2 separate regions of the Homo sapiens genome follow, and region 1 is linked to region 2. The links are chromatin loops, found by intact Hi-C in ENCODE. Cell type or tissue: PC-9. All regions are shown on one strand. Links, peaks and the distances in the headings refer to the core of each region. The heading gives the core; the rest is flanking DNA. Region 1 overlaps UTRN (utrophin). Region 2 has its middle 19 kb from the start of UTRN.

Region 1 (5,384 bases), core at 207-5,206, 97 kb after region 2:
AATTTTTATATTTTTAGTAGAAACGGGGTTTCACCATGTTGGCCAGGCTGGTCTCAAACTCCTGACCTCAAGTGATCCATCCACCTTAGCCTCTCAAGGTGCTGGGATTACAGGCTTGAGCCACTGCACCAGACCTGGTTTAAGTACCCTTTTGGAGATAACCCCAATCCTAGCTGTAGCAGAGGCTGCTATTGACCCCACTCCCTGCTGTCAGTACTTCTGGTGCACTGGGACTTCCAGCTGCCCACACCGGCATGCCTTTGCCTGAGGGCATTCTCTGGCTGGAAAGTTCACACTCAGGGCTGGCAGGAAGTGTCAGCGCCCAGCAACCCATAGCCAGTGACTGCTGCTGTAGTATAAATTCTCCAGCTCTCTTGCATCTCAGGTCGCCTACTTTTGAGATGAACATTTTACACTGCATCTCCAAGTTCCCAGTTGGGTTGTGATCGAATGGTAACTTGCTTGATAATGACCTTTTTATTATTGGCCACCTTTCCTTCTTTGTCTCCTTTCTCTACTCCCTAGCAGTGTTTCCTGGGATCACTTCTGAAATAAACTACTTATATTTGAATCCTTGTCTCAGGGTCTGCTTCTTGGGGGAAGGACCAAACTAAGATATTATTAGCCAACTTTTCTTTTGACTTTGATTGATGAAAGAAGAGGAAAGATCAGACCAGGAGAACAGAAATATTTTGAAGACCTTTCTGTATAAAAAGTAATGAATTTAACTTCACCGATTCAAGAGACAGGACAGTAAATATTCTTGTTATGCTGCTTCCCAGGGTGTCCTAAGAAAGAGTCTTCAGATTGTACTATGGGATTAAAGCCATGGCAGATGGCACTTAATGTCCCTGACTAATGTGACTTTCCACCCACTTTCTTTACACCATAGTTTGACTCAGGGGCTTGCTGGATTTCAGAAAGACTAGCTTGTAGTTTGTGGCTAAAAAGACTGGCTGATGTTAGGAAGGGGGAGAAACACCTTATGTGTTGCTCTACTAATTTTGTCCTTGATTTTGAGCTAATTATTAATGCTCCAGGGAAAAATTTTAGCTTGGCAGGCAGGGAAATATTAGTTTCAATTGTGAGCTTAATCCAGAGGGCTATGTTTGAGTTAAAACCATCCAGGAGTCTTCCAGGGAAGTCCAGAATCTTCCAGGGAAGACCAGGTGGATCTATTTCTGGATGCTAAAAGGGGCATTGCGGGGCTGATAAGGAAATAAGTCCCTTGTTCTTTAAAAAAAAATTATTTATTTATTTATCTTTTTTAGAGACAGTGTCTCACTCTGTTACCCAGGCTGGAGTGCAATGGCATGACCATGGCTCATGCAGCCTCAACCTTCTGGGTTCAAGTGATCCTCCCTCCTCAGTTTCCCAAGTAGCTGGGACCACAGGTGTCTGAAACCACACCTGGCTAATTTTCTTTCTTTCTTTCTTTTTTTTTTTTTTGTAGAGATGGGGTCTCGCTATGTTGCCCAGGCTGGTCTTGAACTCCTGGGCTTAAGTGATCCTCCTACTTTGGTCTCCTAAAAGTGCTGAGATTACAGATGTGAGACACCTCACCCAGCCAGAACTGCCTGTTTCATTAGAGAGACACAAGTCAATTCCTGGAATTTTTTTTTCCTTTTTGCTGCCACTTTCTTACTTAAAAGAATAAAAATCAAAGCCAAATTCATCATAGTAATCATAATAATGGCAACAACAACAAAAAAAGGAGTAAAATAGAGTTGTGAATGTTTGCTTTGTTATTAAACATATCAACTCATTGGAGCTGATTTATATAAAGTTAAATCCTGCTAGAATAGCTGGATTCCTTCCTACATGGGTGGGGTGGGAATGCTGAGATCCTGGTGTGGGCATTCCATGCCAGGGTAGAAATTTCCTGCTCAGGCACTTAGTGAAGGAGCCAACTGAGGGAGGATAGGTGATGTGCCCGCCCATCCGGTGGCACCCAGTGACCTGTGCACACCACCCCCCATCTGCCCAGGACCCAGCCATGTTGTTCATTGTACCCTTTTCAGACTGCTGACCTCCAGGAGCACTTGTCTTAAAGTCACATAGCTGTATTTTTCCTCTCCAGAAAAATTTTGAATGTATTTTCTAAATAGCTGAGGTCATTGCATGGTCTTCAGTGAACTTAGCTACAAGTGAATGTGACCTGGAGTGACCCAGAGTGAGTGCTGGCCAGCATAGGTTTCACATTTTCTGTGTGAAAGTTCTTCTTTTGTTGTTTGTGATTAATAACTGGATGGGATATAAAGCCAAATGATTTCATTGTTGAACACAGACTTGAAGGTCATGAGAAACTGCCTGTTCAAATTACACTTTGCCAAGACATGGAAAAAGGTCTGCATCAACACCTGAATAGTTTTAGAAATACGGTAGAGAAGGAAAAAAATGACATGCCACTTGTTATGTGATGTGAAAGTTGATTTCCACGCGATGCAATATCTTGGGTCCTTACAACATCTGACCTATGAGGCTGATGAGTTTGCACTGAGTCAGGACTTTAAAACAAAGGTGTATTGAGGACCTACTGTGTGCCAGGTCATTTAGAATGAGTTTTTATGCTAAGTAATGTGTTATATTTATGCTTATTTTGTTAAGTGCTCAGTTTCTCTTAGGTTTTGTATTATGTGGGTTTGCTATTTTTTAAAAAAATATTTTTAATTTTTTGGGTATGGTTTGCTATTTGAAATATGATTTTGAATAAGTTTCTCAGTACATAGCACTTTTAATTTTATGTTTTTAAAAGATTTTTTAATGGTTATACATAATAATTGATGGACACACAATAGTATTTAAATCTAAAAATAGAGAAACCATGGCACACAAAACACAGTATCTTACAGAACTGTATTATTTGCTTCTTTTCTATGTGTTTTCTAGGCTTTTGAGTCAGATGTTAGGAAAGAGTCTGTCCATCTTTAATTTTCTCACTTCGAGAAGCACTGAAATATTTCTATACATATGTCCATTGGTATAGCGACCTAACACAACTTTAAAATCATTTTGAAATTGACGCACAGAGAGCTTGGTTTTCCAGAACTGGTGAGGTGTAAGATGGTTGAGGACTGACTTGGCCTGGTCGGACCTGTTTCTTTGTAGCATTATTACTATTTGTTTATTTTCCACCTGGGCCTTACATCTTCCCTCTCAAGACAGCGTCTAGGTCCCAACTCAGTTGGTAGGAATTTGTGCAGTAGCAAACCTGCAGATGGGCAGAGATACAAACTCACTCAACTCACATTACAGTCTTTCCCTGTCTAAAACAAACAAGAAAACAAAACAAAAAAGGGAGAGATCATATAGGCGTGTATATATACAATATTTTGTTATAGATAAGGAACAAAGTACCATATGAATTCAAAAGGTGAGGGTGGGATGGGTTTAGAGCTGGGAGAGAAACCATCTAAAGCCTTCATGAAAGGGGGTACCATTTGCTGTGGATACTGATGGCAATGTTGGGGCTGGAGGAAAATGTTCCAGGTAGAGGGCACAGAATTAATAGGGGGTAGCTATAAAAAGCATGCTGAATACCATGCTAGGTAGGCATTTAGCCCTGTAGCATATAGATGTATCTGAATTTAAAGGCAGTGGGTGATGTTCGGAGGTTTGGAGCATAAGATATTTTGTGATCAGAAGAAGGTGAATCTGTCAGAGGTGTTTAGGAAGCAAATACAAGGGTAGATAGTATGGGAGGTTATTGTAGTACCTTGAGAGAATGCTATTGAGGACCTGGATGTTGAGGTTGGTAGCCTGGGAATATCTGGGCTCTGTTGATGAATTAAATTGAGTTATGGCAAAGCTCTCTTCGTGGATTTCAATATTTGCGATTCCACTGCTTAAAGCTGAGCTCACTCTTCTTTTCGGTGTAACTGTGATGGAAGGAACTTGCGTGTGAGAGTCTCCCTCTTGTTGGGTCTGTGCTATTGGTTTGTTGATTAGGAACTCAATTGGTACCTGCAGAAATTGCCTCTGATTGGGACCTGCTTCTCCCCACTGTCTCCCTTATGTTTCCCCCTGAGAGGTAAAAGGAGTGATTTGGGTCAAATGTCCTTTGTTTTGGGTTGGTTTGTGTGGGATGACTCCTGGTGTAGATTTTGTGTGTGGGTGCTAATGTACTTATAGCCAGCTGGGGCTAGAAGCTCAGGCACCCACAGCTTTGCTCTCCCCACTTCGCGTTTTTACTTCTGATTTTCTGTTTCCCAATTTGTGATTCACAGGCAGGGATGACTGACTGAGAAGCGTTGCAGATGAGTCCGTGTATTTGTTTCATTTTGTGATTGTTTCAAATTAGCACAAATTTGATGGCTTAAAACAACACAACTTTACTATCTTACATTTCTGAAGGTTAGAAGTCTGACACGGGTCTTACTGAGCTAAAATGAAGGTGTTGACAGGGCCATGTTCCTTCTGGAAGCTCCAGAGGAGACTCCTTTCCCTGGTCTTTTCCAGCCTCCACAGGCTGCCCATGTTTCTTGGCTCATGGCTCTCTTTAGTCTTCAAAACCAACAGTGGTGGGCTGAGTCCTTCTCATGTGGCTCGTTGCTCGCTCTGCTATTCAACTCTCTTCCTTTTCCACTTAGAAGGCCCCTTGTGATTTCACTGGGCACACCAGGCTAACCCAAGATAACCTTCTATCCTAAAGTCAGTTGATTAGCAAACAATACTTTCATCTGCAACCTCAATTTACCCCTTGCTGTGTAACCTAAGGTACTCACAGGACATGGGCCTCTTTTGCAAGTGGAGAGGAAGAAGATGTATTATTCTGCTTGCCACATTGCGTAGCTCTTGATTTTCACTTCTTTTAAAAAAGAACATCTGCAGAAAGAATTGAGAGTGGTGGATAATTCTCCAATCATTCCTGCTTTCTCCTGAAATAAATTTCATGCCTTTCTTTTAGCAGTTGATTTAATAATTAATTTTAAAAATAATGTTAGAAGAAGCTTTTCCTGTTCATGTGTGTGTTATGATGCATATGTTTGTCTGATGAAGGGGAAAAAGGGAAGGAATGACTCAAGTACTTTCAACTTTAGGGCCAGCCTAGGATTGGAATTCTGGAGTAGATCATGAGGAGGAGATGGTCAACTTTCTTGTGACAAAAGCATGTACATAAACCACTTAGGATTCTCCACTTTTCACATTTTATTCTGAAATTGCATGCTTCAGTTAATGTGATTTAATGGTTTTCTCTCAGTGTCATTGGCAGGATTGTTACTAAGCGACAAACATTCACCACAGTGTTCAAATGTACTTGGGAAGAAAATGAGTAGCCAAACTAAAAGTGGGATTTAAATAACTCCAATTTTATGAAAAGTGAAGAAGTTCAGAGATTACTTAAGGTATTTTTTTGGTGATCTGTGGATTCAATGATCATTTCG
Region 2 (5,384 bases), core at 114-5,113:
AGGTGTACACCAAGTAAACAATGGAATCCTCTGGAGGGTATTTAAACCCCTACAAATTCTGTAATGGTGCCCTAGAGCCCCTATGCTTGGGCCCGCTCCCACACTGTGGAGTGCACTTTCATTTTCAATAAATTTCTTCATTCTTTCCCTGCTTTGTTGGTGCGTTTTGTCCAATTCTTTGTGCAAGGTGCCAAGAACCTGGGCACCCTCCTCTAGTAACATTATGACTTCATTTAAACCTAACACTTCCCAAAGGGTCCCACCTCCAAATACCATCCCATTGGGGATTAAGGCCTCAACATTGAATTTGGAGAGACACAAACATTCAGTGCATTGCACTAAGATTCAGTTTCTTTATCTGCAAAATACGTATCACACCTATTTATAAGGTTTGAGAATGAAATAAGATGTTTATAGGCATTAGCCCAGGCTCATAATAAAACCAAAGGAAAACATTCAAAATAGGTATTGACTATGTATCAGGTACTTTTGAATAAAATGTTAAGAATGAAAATCACTTATTGAATACTATGTCTTCAGAGTTATGCTAAATGGGTTTATGTATTATATTCGTTTAATCCTCCATCACTCTTATGAAGTAGGTATGATGAAAACTGAGAGGTTGAATATTTTCCTGATGTCACAACTGGCAAATGGGAGCGGAACCTAGAGCCAGGGCATGCGCTCTGAGGTGGTCTGTGGTCTCTTCTGTTTAGACAGAAATATGCAAACAATTACTTAAATGTTCACAAAATAAATTTAAATGGATTTCTACTTAAAATAGTAGGAGAGAAATCCTCCTACTTAGGAGAGATTCCTCTAGTAGGAGAGGAATCCTTAGGAGAGATTCCTCTAATAGGAGAGAAATGCTCTACTTAAAATAGAAGGAGAGAAATCTGTTTTTCACCTTTATGGTCACCTTCTCTGCTGAGTAAAAATTGGAATACATGCTCTTACAATGGGACAAGGTGGCCAAAAAAGAACCCCGGAGTCGAATTCTCTTTCTTGCCTCTCTCTTCCTTCTTTGATGTCAGCCTTCCACTCTTGATGCCTATTCCTCCATGTTTACCCAAGGCCAACTTTGAGGGAGGAAACGTAGCTGTGAAAGCACTGGCCGGAGGGCAGCATTCTTTTCCAGTGCTAGAATTCTTTAGTGTATGAGCTGTCACCCAGCCCCTGGTTTTCTATCTCTGATTAGTCAAAGGGCTGTAGAAACATTTATACTCTCTCCTCTGGAAGAATTCTTCGGCACACTTTCCCACCTACATCCCAGCTTGAACACTGAAGGAACATCATGCTTAAACAGAGAAAAGCTTAGTTTTAGGGGAAACTGATAGACAAGCTGGGATTGAGTTTCCTTTTTAGGAACATTTTCTAGATTAAAGAAAATCAGTTCTACTCTTAATATGTTAAAAATGTGTCATGTGTTGGTTATGGAATTTGTGGGAAAAACTCAAGATGGTATTGAAGTGTTCTAAAGAAACTGCAGCGTCATCACAAAACTATACAAGTGATATTAGAAACAAAAGCTCTGACAGAAAAACCTCCTTTCAACAGAACCAGAAAAATGAATGCAACCACTGGATCACTGGCAGGATCCAAACACTTGGCTTCTCAAGGTAACCACTGAGAGGCTGGAGGTCAAGTTCAGGAAGGTACCATGTAGAAACCATACTATTCACCCAGCCAACTGGAGACAGTTAACCGATCACAAAGAAAAATGAAAATTGCAACTTCTAGAATTTAAAGGGGTTTGTCCCTGGAATCTTGGCTCTGTTAATGGCATCGACCCCTCAGGTTAATATTAAACAAACTACACTCTGGTATTCATTACCTTATCGTGAGCCAAAGGAAGATAAGCAAAATATGCAGGGCTCTGACACAGCTGGAGTGGGCCACGTAACAGAATAGCTCTTGAAGAGCCTTTTACTAGTACCGTCCTGGTAACAAATAACATTTAGTGATGATTAAATGAGTATTTATTCTCACCAAAGAAATATGCAAAAATTTCCTCATATATTTTTGTGTCTTAATCTCTTTTCTTTCCAATCTATAATTTTTCTTTAGCACAGGTTTTCTCATTCACTTAGTTTCAATGTTATTTAATCTTTATATAAATAGCCTTAAATCCCATAGAGAAATCAGCAGGTCACTAAACACTTAAATACTTATTAAGAAAATGACAGAAGAAATTTTTTCTATCTTCCTCTTTCGCTTCTCTTTTTAAACGAAGGTTGGTTGACAGTCGGGTGATCTCAGGCCTAAAGTATTTGGCTTTCCCCATTGTTCAGGACTCCGGGTAAGCCTTGGTAGGCGAGTGATCTACAATTAAGATGACAATCCCCACCCCCCTCCTTTGCATTTAGAAGTTGGGCCTTTGGGATTTTACAGTGTGCTAGCACTCTTAAAGACTATTCATATTAACTGCCTTTTTGGTTGATAAATTTGTATATCAGGGTAGTTATTATAACTACCCTGAGCTAAAAAATGAACTAGAGATTTTTGCAAATATGCAAAAACTGCTCTTACTTTGGAAAAAAGCAAAAAAACAAAAAACAAACAAACAAAAACCCCCAACAATCTCAGCTTTCATAATTAATTTCAAAGAACAACCATCAGAACAGTATTTTTTCCCCAAAGTGGGAAAATTGAAAAATATATATATTTTAAAAGATTTTGGAACTGCAGAACAGACAAATGTCCCAACTCTTAAAATCTGAAGTTAATAAACGGCTCAAAAATCTTGCTGAGCTAATTAATTAGACCTGTTCCCCAAACACTCCCTGTTGTCTTGAAGTTGAAGGAAGAAAAGGCTCTTTTTCCCACCCCTCCCCCATCCAGCAGGAGGAGCTGGAAATAGAGACTTGGTAAGTGGACTCCCGAAAGGGTTATCCCTTTCCAGTAAGCCTAGGTACAGTTAGTGCTACTAGGACAGGATGCTGGCTGAGTACAAGCTCAGCCGGAATTCCCAAAACAGAGGCACAGCTGGGGTGGGGCAGAAGCAGAGTCCTCCAAATTCACAGCTGCTACCAGTTTCAAAACTGTTTTTAGAAGCCGCAGGGCTGGGAGTGGAACAGGTTCTGTTCACTTAGTGTGGCTCAGTTTGCAATTCTGGGACAGGAGCCAGGTAGAGGATTTTCTCCCATAATTCTTAAAGATGACGTGTGCTCTCCGGAGAGATGTAACATTACAGACTATTAGAACTCGGTGGGCCTTGGGAGGTCTTCTAGTGGATCCATCCACTCATCCTACAGGCCAGGCAGTGGAGGCTCAAAAAGTTAAGCAACTTGCCTAAGGTCACATAAATGGCCTCTGACAGAGCTAGGACTCTGTTAGCTCAGAAAACCCAGTATTTTCTTCCAACTCATTTATAGTTGGTTATCCAAATCAAAATTACATTAAAATTTTCAGATATAAAACATAAACTTTGGCACATATATTTAAATTTTAACTGTAGTAAAATACACATGACATAAAATTTATCATCTTACCCATTTTTAAATGTACGATACAGCAGCATTAAGTAAATTCACATTATTATATATATATTTAATTTGGATTCCATTTCTACCATTTTATTTTATGCATTCTATTGTTCCGCCTTTTCTACATTCTTTTATATTCCTTCTTTACTTTTTTGGATTACATTTCATGTTTTATTTTTTCTTATTCTATTTTTTTCTTTTACTAGTTTAGAACTTATATCTTTGTTTTTTATATTTTATGGGATGTCCTAGAATTTATAGCATATATATAAAAATGTATATACACACACATACATATATATACGCATGTATATATGTGTGTACTTTAATGAAGTGTGTAATTTAATAAAGTCTTAAGTTAATCAATGTTTTACCCTCCTGAACAAAACACATACCTTTGGTTTTTTGTTTTTTATTTCCTTTAAAATTTTTTATTTCTATAGGTTTTTGAGGAACAGGTGGTATTTGGTTACGTGAGTAAGTTCTTTAGTGGTGATTTGTGGGACTTTGGTGCACCCATCTCCCGAGCAGTATACACTGAATCCAATTTGAGTCTTTTATTGTTCACCCCCCACCCCCATGTACATATATTTAAATGCTGAGTATCTACATGGCAATTGAAAGGGTCAGTGAAAAATGTCTTCCCCTGGGCCTGGCGCGGTGGCTCACGCCTGTAATCCCAGCACTTTGGAAGGCCGAGACAGGCAGATCACAAGGTCAGGAGTTCAAGACCAGCCTGGCCAACATCGTGAAAACCCATTTCTACTAAAAATGCAAAAATTATCTGGTTGTGGTGGCAGGCACCTGTAATCCCAGCTAATTGGGAGGCTGAGGCAGGAGAATCATTTGAACCTGGGAGGCACAGGTTGCAGCAAGCTGAGATTGTGCCACTGCAATCCAGCCTGGGTGACATGAGCAAAACTCCGTCTCAAAAAAAAAAAAAGTCTTTCCCATTATCAGTCAGTTATTTAATGGACACATACCACGTGACTCTACATGGTGGGATCAGACAGCCTCTGGGCCCTCAAGGAGCTTATCATTTGTTTAGGAGACTCAATATATAAACAGAAGACAACTATAAAAGGCAGTATCTGATATGTTTTAAATGATGGTACTCACAGTAAGTGTGAAGAATCCAAAGGACACAATCATTATGAGATGAGTACTCAGGAAAAGCTTCAACGAGAAGGTAGACTTGCGCTACATTAATATGAGCAGGCACTCCAGATGAAAGAACAGAGTGACATGGGGGTGAGCTGTAAAAGATGTTCAACAAAAAGTGACTAGAAAAGTCTCAGAGTATCCAGCATGGGTTGGTATTAGACTATAGATAAATGGCCATTACACACTGATATTATTAGATATTAGATAAATGGCCAGTTTTATCTTGTAAGCAATTGGGAGCCATTGAAGATTTTTGAATAACATGATTACCATGTTTACAAGTTGATTTGATGGCAAAGTGTAGGATGGATTGAAGGAGGAAGAGTTGTTTGAGTGAGGCTAGTTAAGACGCCAATACAACAGTTCAAGTACAAAGGCAAGTTCAAGTACAGTGGTAGGATTGGACATTGATAATGTAGATATGTAAAAAATATATAATGAACAATCAATAGAACTTTTTAATTGCCGGGTGCGGTGGCTCGCGCCTGTAATCCCAGCACTTTGGGAGGCGGAGGCAGGCAGATCACGAGGTCAGAGATTGAGACCATCCTGGCTAACATGGTGAAACCTCGTCTCTACTAAAAATACGTAAAATTAGCCGGGCGTGGTGGCACGCACCTGTAGTCCCAGCTACTCAGGAGGCTGAGGCAGGAGAATTGCTTGGACCCGGGAGGCGGAGCTTGCAGTGAGCCAAGACCGTGCCACTGCACTCCAGCCTGGGCAACAAAGCAAGAC

The links. Peaks named below come from ENCODE experiments on the same cell type or tissue, not always from the same donor. Only the 100,000 strongest peaks of a DNase experiment are listed, where the experiment ranks them.
Region 1: a loop joins it to region 2, with 2.4 times the contacts of the local background. A loop is called at or near these places in 2 of 110 quality-filtered maps.

The regions. Positions count from the first base shown.
Region 1 is chr6:144,360,338-144,365,721 of GRCh38, forward strand. The region is part of intron 2 of UTRN (utrophin); the gene reads left to right. Among named protein-coding and RNA genes, the nearest start is that of SNORA98, 43 kb to the right of the region's middle. In PC-9, for the core only: no CTCF peak of the experiment used is centred there; DNase peaks (open chromatin) are centred at 264, 2,224 and 3,174; H3K27ac peaks cover 3,542 bases.
Region 2 is chr6:144,263,314-144,268,697 of GRCh38, forward strand. No RefSeq gene overlaps it. Among named protein-coding and RNA genes, the nearest start is that of UTRN, 19 kb to the right of the region's middle. RefSeq lists a silencer at 366-566 and enhancers at 2,126-2,859, 2,860-3,593. In PC-9, for the core only: no CTCF peak of the experiment used is centred there; DNase peaks (open chromatin) are centred at 1,138, 2,268 and 3,058; H3K4me3 peaks cover 426 bases; H3K27ac peaks cover 3,045 bases.